2 separate regions of the Homo sapiens genome follow, and region 2 is linked to region 1. Evidence: read pairs that join two places in POLR2A ChIA-PET (ENCODE). Cell type or tissue: B cell. All regions are shown on one strand. Links, peaks and the distances in the headings refer to the core of each region. The heading gives the core; the rest is flanking DNA. Region 1 has its middle 17 kb from the start of KLF2. Region 2 overlaps AP1M1 (adaptor related protein complex 1 subunit mu 1).

Region 1 (4,392 bases), core at 127-4,126:
GTTGCAGTGAGCAAAGATTGTGCCACTGCACTCCAGCCTGGGTGACAGAGCAAGACTCTGTCTCAAAAAAAAAAAATATTAATTATGATAAAAAACATGAAACTTACCATTTTAACCATTTAAAAATTTATTCAGCCGGGTGTGGTGGCTCACACCTGTAATCCCAGCACTTTGGGAGGCCGAGGCAGGTGGATCATGAGGTCAGGAGATCAAGACCATCCTGGCTAACACGGTGAAACCCCATCTCTACTAAAAATACAAAAAATTAGCCGGGTGTGGTGGCGGGCACCTGTAGTCCCAGCTACTTGGGAGGCTGAGGAGAATGGTGTGAACCCAGGAGGCGGAGCTTGCAGTGAGCCGAGATCGCACCACTGCACTCCAGCTGGCTGAAAAAGCAAAACTCTGTCTCAGGAAAAAAAAAATTATTCATTTATTTTATTTTATGTATGTGTTTATTTATTGAGACAGGGTCTCACTCTGTTGCCCAGGCTGGAGTGCAGTGGTGCGATCTCGGCTCACTGCAGCCTTCGCACCCCGGGCTCAAGTGATCCTCCCATTTCAGCCTTCTGAATAGCCGGGGCTATAGGCATGCAGCACCACGCCTGGCTAATTTTTGTATGTTTTCTAGAGATAGAGTCTCACTACTTTGTGCAGGCTGGTCACAAACTCCTGAGCTCAAGGGATCCTCCCAAAGTGTTGGGGTTACAGGTGTGAGCCACCATTCCTGGCCTAAATTTATTTTTAATTTATAGAAATTTTTATTCTTTTTTTATTTTTTTAGAGACAGGTTGTCACTATGTTGCCCGGGCTGGATTCAAACTCCTAGGCTCAAGCAATCCTCCCGCCTCGGCCTCTGGAGTAACTGGGCCTACAGGTGCATGCCACTGCATCCAGCTCCACTTTAACCACTTTTTTTTTAAAAAAACCACTTTCAAGTGCGTGGTTCAGCAGTGTTAAATATATTCACACCATTCTGCAACAGATCTCTAGAACTTTCTCATTTTGTGAAATTGACACTCTGTACCCATTGAGCAATTCCCCATAACCCCACTTCCGCCTCCTAGCCAGTGGTACTGGTTTTTGTTATTATTCATTCAGATGGGTATTATTCTTATTATTTTAGATGGAGTCTCACTGTGTCACCTGGGCTGTAGTGCAGTGGCACGATCTCAGCTCATGTAACCTCCGCCTCCCGGGTTCAAGCAATTCTCCTGCCTCAGCCTCCCGAGCAGCTGGGATTACAGGTGCCCGCCACTAAGCCCAGCTAATTTTTTTGTATTTTTAGTAGAGATGGGCTTTCACTATGTTGGCCAGGCTGGTCTCGAACTCCTGACCTTGTGATTTGCCCGCTTCGGCCTCCCAAAGTGCTGGGATTCCAGGCTTCAGCCACCGCACCCGGCCCAGATGAGTATTATTAAAGCTATGGTTACTGTCCAGGGATTGCTTTGAGCTTTTAGAGCAGGGCCTGTATATTCTAGCTCCACTACCCAAGAACCGACTGAGGGGCAGTTCTGTCTGTATTAACTAAGCTACTACATTATTCCTCATTATAGGAATGGAATCTCATTGTAAAGGAAACCGGTGTGGTGGAGGGGAAGTCCCAGCCCTGCGTCTCCATTCCGTGCCATTGTACGAAGGTCATGGGAGAGAAGGGGGCTCGAGTGTCCTGGGTGCCTTCTATGGACCAAGCACTTTCTCGACCACCATTCAGATGGTCACATCCAAGACCAAGATGTTCACTTGAATTCAGAGGCTTGGCCAGGGGACTTTCCATTTGACAGGGACAGATGCCATTGCCTCTCTGTGGCACTGCCTGGCTGCATCACGAGCTTGTCTCTGCTTCAACAGTGGTTATTTTTATAGCTGACAATGAGACTTACTGGAAATGGTTTGGCACTCATGCGTAGAAAGCGCCTGTATTTAAATTTGAGGAGTCGGAGTGCCTGGGCCCTGGAAGATGGGTGGTTCTTCAGGCCCTTGGCCAAGACCTTTAAGCCATAGAGCAGATCCCTTCCAGCCCAGGAAAAATTCCAGGGATTCTCAGCCTTTCTGAGGACTGGTTCTCTCAGAGCATCTGTTTGAAGCCTTGGAACTGTCATCCTTTCTCTTGTCTGAGGGCCCTCCAGCCCTCACGGCTCACCCCAGTCCATTCATGTTACGCAGCAGAGCTCTTGTCAGCTTGTAAAACTGAAACTCTGCCCCCACTAAATACTCATTCCCCATTTCCTCCTCCCCCAGCCCCTCGCACCCACCATTCTACTTCCTGTCTCTATGAATCTGATGCATGGACTCATACAGTATTTCTCTTTTTGTGTCTGGCGTATTTCACTTAGGATAGTTCCTGTTGGAGCATGTATGTGTCAGAATCTTTCTCTTTTTCTTTTCTTTTCTTTTCTTTTTTTTTTGAATTGTAGTCTTGCACTGCTGCCCAGGCTGGAGTGTAATGGCGTGATCTCGGCTCACTGCAACCTCCGCCTCCTGGGTTCAAACAATTCTCCTGCCTCAGCCTCCCGAGTAGCTGGGATTACAGGCACGCACCGCCACGCCCAGCTAATTTTTGTATTTTTAGTATAGACTGGGTTTCACCATGTTGGCCAGGCTAGTTTCGAACTCCTGACCTCATGATCCGCCCGCCTCGGCCTCCCAAAGTGTTGGGATTACAAGCGTGAGCCACCGCGCCCGGCCCTATAATCTCTTTCTTTTTAAAAACTGAATACTATTCCATTGTCTGGATAGATGGATAGACCACATTTTGTTTATCCATTCATTCATCAGTGGATACTCGGTCCAAACTTTATGTTATATTGACAAAATAACTGTATTAAAAATAGTAATGTGGCTGCGCATGGTGGCTCATGCCTGTAATCCCAGCATTTTAAGAGGCCAAGGTGGGTGGATCACTTGAGGTCAGGCATTTGAGACCCTTCTGGCCAACACAGTGAAACCCGTCTCTACTAAAAATACAAAAATTAGCTGGGAGTGGTGGCGGGCGCCGGTAATTCCAGCTGCTGGGGAGGCCGAGGCAGGAGAATCACCTGAACCTGGGAGGCGGAGGTTGCAGTTAGCCGAGATTGCACCACTGCACTCCAGCGTGGGCGACAGAGCAAGACTCCGTCTGAAAAAAAAAGTAACGTTTTACAACAGAAGCAACTTATTCTCAATTGCTTTTTTTACACCTTAAAATTGAGCTGAAATTCACATAACATAAAACTAACCATGAAGTGTACACGGTAGTGGCATTTCGTGCATTCACAATGTTGTGCAACCATCACCTCTGTCTAATTCCAGAACATTTGCATCCCCCAAGAGGAGACCCTGTCCCCATCAGCAGCCACTCCCCATTCCCCTCCCCCAGCCCCTGGCAGCCACTCATCTGCTTCCTGTCTCTCTGGATTTGCCTGTTCTGGGCATTTTGTATCAGTGGAATCTCACACTATGTGGGCTTTCGCGTCTGGCTTCTCTCACTCAGAATGTTTTGGGGGCTCATCCACATTGTAGCATGGATCAGTGCTTCATTCCTTTTCATGGCTGAATAATATTCCATTGTATGTATGGATCACAGTTTTCTTATTCATTCTCTAATGGACACTTGGGTTGTTTCTACTTTTTGGCTGTTATGAATAGTGCTTTGATGAACATCCCAATTGTTTTTTGAGACAGTCTCACTCTGTCGCCCAGCAGGTTGGAGTGCAGTGGAGCAATATTAGCTCACTGCAGCCTCTGCCTCCCGGGTTCAAGTGATCCCCCTGCCTCAGCCTCCCGAGTAGCTGGGATTACAGGTGCACTCCACCATGCCTGGCTAATTTTTGTTGGCCAGGCTGGTCTGGAAGTCCTGGGCTCAAGTGATCTGCCCGCCTCGGCTTCCCAGAGTGCTGGGATTACAGGCATAAGCCACTCACTGCTCTGGGCCCCCAGTTTCTTTAAGCAAGCAAACAATAATAAAAGTTAATTGCCAAAACTTTTCCTCCAGGCAACAACCTTTCAGGGACCTCTCCCACTTAAAAAAGCACCAAAGGAGATGCACATTTACATTTAAGAAAGGCCCAGTTCAAGGTCAGGTCGTGGGCAGACACCCTCCCTCCGCCCGTGCTGAAGTTAGCTCCTGGTGGGGCAGTTGCTGGTGACGTCAGGATTCTGTAAAAACATGGAATTTCTCCACCCCCAACCTGCCTCCCAGAGACCAGCGGAATTAAGTAGAATGAATGGGCTTGTTTCCTTGGATTTTTTTTCTCTCTCTCTCTCATTTATTTATTTAGAGACAGGGTCTCTCTCTGTTGCCTAGGCTGAAGTGTAGTGGCATGATCTTAACTCACTGCAACGTCCACCTCCTGGGTTCAAACAATTCTCAGCCTCCCCAGCAGCTGGGACTACAGGCATGCACCACCACACCGG
Region 2 (4,392 bases), core at 393-4,392, 100 kb after region 1:
TTTTATCTTGTCTTTTTTTTTTTTTGAGACAGAATCTCACTTTGCCCAAGCTGGAGTACAGTGGCGCGATCTCGGCTCACTGCAACCTCTGTCTCCCTGGTTCAAGCAATTCTGTCTGCCTCAGTCTCCCAAGTAGCTGGGAACACAGGTGCCCGCCACCACACCTGGCTAATTTTGTATTTCTAGTAGAGATGGGGTTTCTCCTTGTTGGTCCGGCTGGTCTCAAACTCCTGACCTCTGCCCGCCTCGGCCTCCCAGAGTGCTGGGATTACAGGCGGGAGCCACCATGCCCGGCTTGTCCTACCTTTTACAGATGAGGTGGGCTCAGAATTCTAGACTGCACTTCTCTCAGTAATTTGAAGCCATGCTCTATCTTCGGACTTTTGTTGTTCCAGTTGTGAAACCAGTTCTCTGTCCAATTGCTCTTTGGAGAGACATTTTAATCTCTTAGTGTTGCTGTTAGGATCTTCCCTGAGTCTGATATGTTCTGTGGTTCGACTATGATTATTTTAGTTACGAATTTAGGTTTGTGTATCATGCTTTGGACTCAACGGTTTCCTGGATCTTAAAATTTCAAGATTTTCAGGCTGGGCGCAGTGGCTCATGCCTGTAATCCCAGCACTTTGGGAGGCCGAAGCAGGCAGATCACCTGAGGTCAGGAGTTCGAGACCATCTTGACCAACATAGTGAAACCCCATCTCTACAAAAAATACAAAAATTAGCCGGGCGTGGTGGTGTGCACCTGTAATCCCAGCTGCTTGGGAGGCTGAGATATGAGAATTGCTTGAACCTGGGAGGCAGAGGTTGTAATGAGCCGAGATTTCGCCATTGCACTCCAGCCTGGGCAACAAACGCGAAACTCCGTCAAAATGAAAAACAAAAAACACTTCAAGATTTTCATTAATTTTGGAAAATTCTGGCCACGATCTCTTTGCATGTGGCTGCTCCCCAGTTCTCATTTTTTGGTTTGTGTTAGATACTTGCTGGCATGTTGGGCCTTCTTATTGTCTTGTGCTAACCACACACGCACATCACACACACACACACACACACACACACATACACACACACACACACACACACACACACACAGAGTCGTCCCTCCATATCCTCAAGGGATTGCTTCCAGGACTCCCCTTGGATACCAAAATCTGAGGATGCTCAAGTCTTTTATATAAAATGGCACAATATTTGCATATATCCTATGCACATCATCTTTAAATCATCTCTAGATTACCTAATACAATGTAGATGCTACATAATCATTATACTGTATTATTTAAGGAATAATGACAATAAAAAAGAAAACCTGTACATGTCCAGCACAGACACAATTGTTTTTCAAATATTTTCAACTCACTCTTGGTTGAATCCATGGATGCAGAACCCATGGATGTGGAGGGTTGACTGTAAATATATATATGTCTCATTAGCTGTGCTATGTCCCGGGTAACTGCCTCAGACAGCTCTCTTCTAGTGCACTAATTCTCTTCATCTATGTCTCACTTGTATTTTAACACCCTCCAACCAAGTTGTTAATTTTTTTTTTTGAGACAGTGTCTCACTGTGTCGCTCAGGCAAGAGTACAACGGTGCCATCTTGACTCACTGCGAGCGCCATCTCCCGGGTTCAAGCGAATCTCCTGCCCCAGCCACCTGAGTAGCTGGGATTACAGGTATGAGCCACTACGCCCAGCTAATTCTTTTGTATTTTTAGTAGCAATCAGGTTTTACCATGTTGGCCAGGCTGGTCTCAAACTCCTGACCTAAAATGATCTGGCCGCCTCAGCCTCCCAAAGTGCTGGGATTATAGGCGTGAGCCACCATGCCCGGCCCCAAGTTGTTAATTCCTATGACTACATTTTTAATCTATTTTTTTCTTCCAAATCTGCATTGTCATTTTTGGGGGGTGTTTTGTTGGTTTGTTTTAGAGACAGGGTCTCACTATGTTGCCCAGGCTGTCCTTAAACTCCTGGGCTCAAGTAATCCTCTAGCCTCAGCCTCCCAAGTAGTTGGGACTACAGGTGCATACTACCATGCCCAGCTTTGCAGTCTTAAAAAAAAAAAAAAAAAAAAAAAAAAAAAAAAAAAAAAAAGAGAACTGGCCGGGCGCGGTGGCTCATGCCTGTAATCCCAGCACTTTGGGAAGGTGAGGGGGGCGGATCACCTGAAGCCGGGAGTTCGAGACCAGCCTGACCAACATGGAGAAATCCCGTCTCTACCAAAAATACAAAATTAGCCAGGCATGGTGGCGCATGCCTGTAATCTCAGCTACTCAGGAGGATGAGGCAGGAGAATTGCTTGAACCCAGAAGGCGGAGGTTGCAGTGAGCCGAGATCACACCATTGCACTCCAGCCTGGGCAACAAGAGCAAAACTCTGTCTCAAAAAAAACAAAAACAAAAACAAAAAACAAAAAAACTACAAAAAGTATATTAAGAACTACAAAAAGGGCTGGGCACTGTGGCTCATGCCTGTAATCCCAGCACTTTGGGAGGCCAAGGTGGGAGGATCACTTGAGCCCAGGAGTTTGAAGCTGCAGTGAGCCGTGACCATGCCACTGCACTTTGGCCTGGGCAACAGAGTGACACCCTGTCAAAAAAAAAAAAAAAAAGCATAAAGAAAGAATACAGAACAAGCCACTAAGCAATACCAAGCTTAAGGAAATTGCCAACACAGCAGAGGCCCCAGTCATACCCCCTTCCTGTTTTTGCCTTTCAGAGATAACCAGGGATGTGAATTTTTTCAAATTCTCAAGCATCTCGTTAGACTTTTGCTGGATATATATAGATCCCTAAGCACGCAAAATATTATTTCCGTATTTTATACTAGATTACTGCATTTTCTTTTGTAAACATTTTTCCCGCTCAATGTTGTTTAAGTTGTATTCTGAGCCATATCACTGCTCTAGTTGAATTCATTTTCACTGCTGTAATCTCTTGCATGAATGGACTACAGTGGTCCCTTTTCCTATTGAAGGACTTTTGGTTGCTTTCCAATTTCCTGCTATCATGAACTATGCTGCTGTAAGTGTAACTGTACACCTGATATTTCTCTATATATTGGTGCATGGACTTCTCAGGGCTTTTCTCAACTAGAGTTCTGCAAGAGAATTCTGGCATAAAGATGACTTCAGGGAGGATGTTCTCAACTTTCCCACAGTCAGTACATAGCTAGCACGTTCTAGATGTTCAGGAGGCGTGGCGAGGTGGCTCACGCCTGTAATCCCAGCACTTTGGGAGGCCAAGGCAGGATGATGGCTCAAGCCCAGGAGTTGGAGACCAGTGTGGACAAAATGACGAGACCCCATCTCTATAAAAAATATGAAAAATTGGCCCAGCATGGTGGCATGTGCTTGTAGTCCCAGCTCCTCAAGAGGCTGAGGCAGGATTGGCTGAGCCTGGCAGCTCGAGGCTGCAGTGAGCCGTGATCACGCCACTGCACTCCAGCCTGGGTAACATAGCAAGACCCTGTCTCAAAAAAAAAAATTTTTTTGGGGGGGGCCGACATGATGCAAATAGCATCTAACTGTGGTCTTGGTTTATGTGTACATATTTCCTGAATAGCTACATGGTTGAACGTTTGCCTTTTTTTTTTCTTTTGAGATGAAGTCTTGCTCTGTTGCCCAGGCTGGAGTGCAGGTGGTATGATCTCGGCTCACTGCAACCTCTGCCTCCTGGGGTTCAAATGATTCTGATGCCTCAGCCTCCCAAGTAGCTGGGATTACAGGCGCCCGCCACCATGCCTGGCTAATTTTGGTATTTTTAGTAGAGATGGGGTCTCGCCATGTTGGCCAGGTTGGTCTCGGACTCCTGACCTCAGGTGATCCACCCGTCTCAGCCTCCCAAAGTGCTGGGATTACAGGCATAAGCCACTGCGCTAGGCCGGTTTTTGTTGTGTTTTGAGACGGAGTCTCGCTCTGTTGCCCAGGCTGGAGTGCAGTAACACTATCTTGGCTCACTGCAACCTCCACCTCCTGGGTTCAAGCCATTCTCCTGCCTCAGCATACTGAGTAGCTGGGATTACAGGCACGCACCACCACACCCGGCTAATTCTTGTATTTTTAGTATAGATGGGGCTTCACCATGCTGGCCATGCTGGTCTCGAACTCCTGACCTCCAGTGATCGGTCTGCCTCGGCTTCCCAAAGTATTGGGCTCACGGGCGTGAGCCACCACGCCTGGCCGAACGGTCGCCATTTGTATTTCATCTTCTTCATACTGTCTGTTCACACACAGCCCATTTTGTTAGGTTCTCTTTTTCTGATTTGTAGACGTTATAACCCGCATGCAAATTATTTGCCTTGTTGGATGTTGTAACAGCTCTGTCTTAACAGCATTTTGCTCTTTTCTATTCAGAGTCTCTGTGCCTTTAGGCACTTGCAACAGATTGACT

The links. Peaks named below come from ENCODE experiments on the same cell type or tissue, not always from the same donor. Only the 100,000 strongest peaks of a DNase experiment are listed, where the experiment ranks them.
Region 2: POLR2A ChIA-PET joins it to region 1 with 7 read pairs; 11 of 35 experiments call an interaction of 5 or more read pairs at or near these places.

The regions. Positions count from the first base shown.
Region 1 is chr19:16,339,969-16,344,360 of GRCh38, reverse strand. No RefSeq gene overlaps it. Among named protein-coding and RNA genes, the nearest start is that of KLF2, 17 kb to the right of the region's middle. RefSeq lists an enhancer at 1,551-1,780. In B cell, for the core only: no CTCF peak of the experiment used is centred there; a DNase peak (open chromatin) is centred at 1,800; H3K4me3 peaks cover 1,267 bases; H3K27ac peaks cover 2,792 bases.
Region 2 is chr19:16,236,943-16,241,334 of GRCh38, reverse strand. It overlaps AP1M1 (adaptor related protein complex 1 subunit mu 1), which reads right to left. Exons shown (of 12, transcript NM_032493.4): 12 at 1-4,392. Among named protein-coding and RNA genes, the nearest start is that of AP1M1, 41 kb to the right of the region's middle. In B cell, for the core only: no CTCF peak of the experiment used is centred there; a DNase peak (open chromatin) is centred at 2,684; H3K27ac peaks cover 1,556 bases.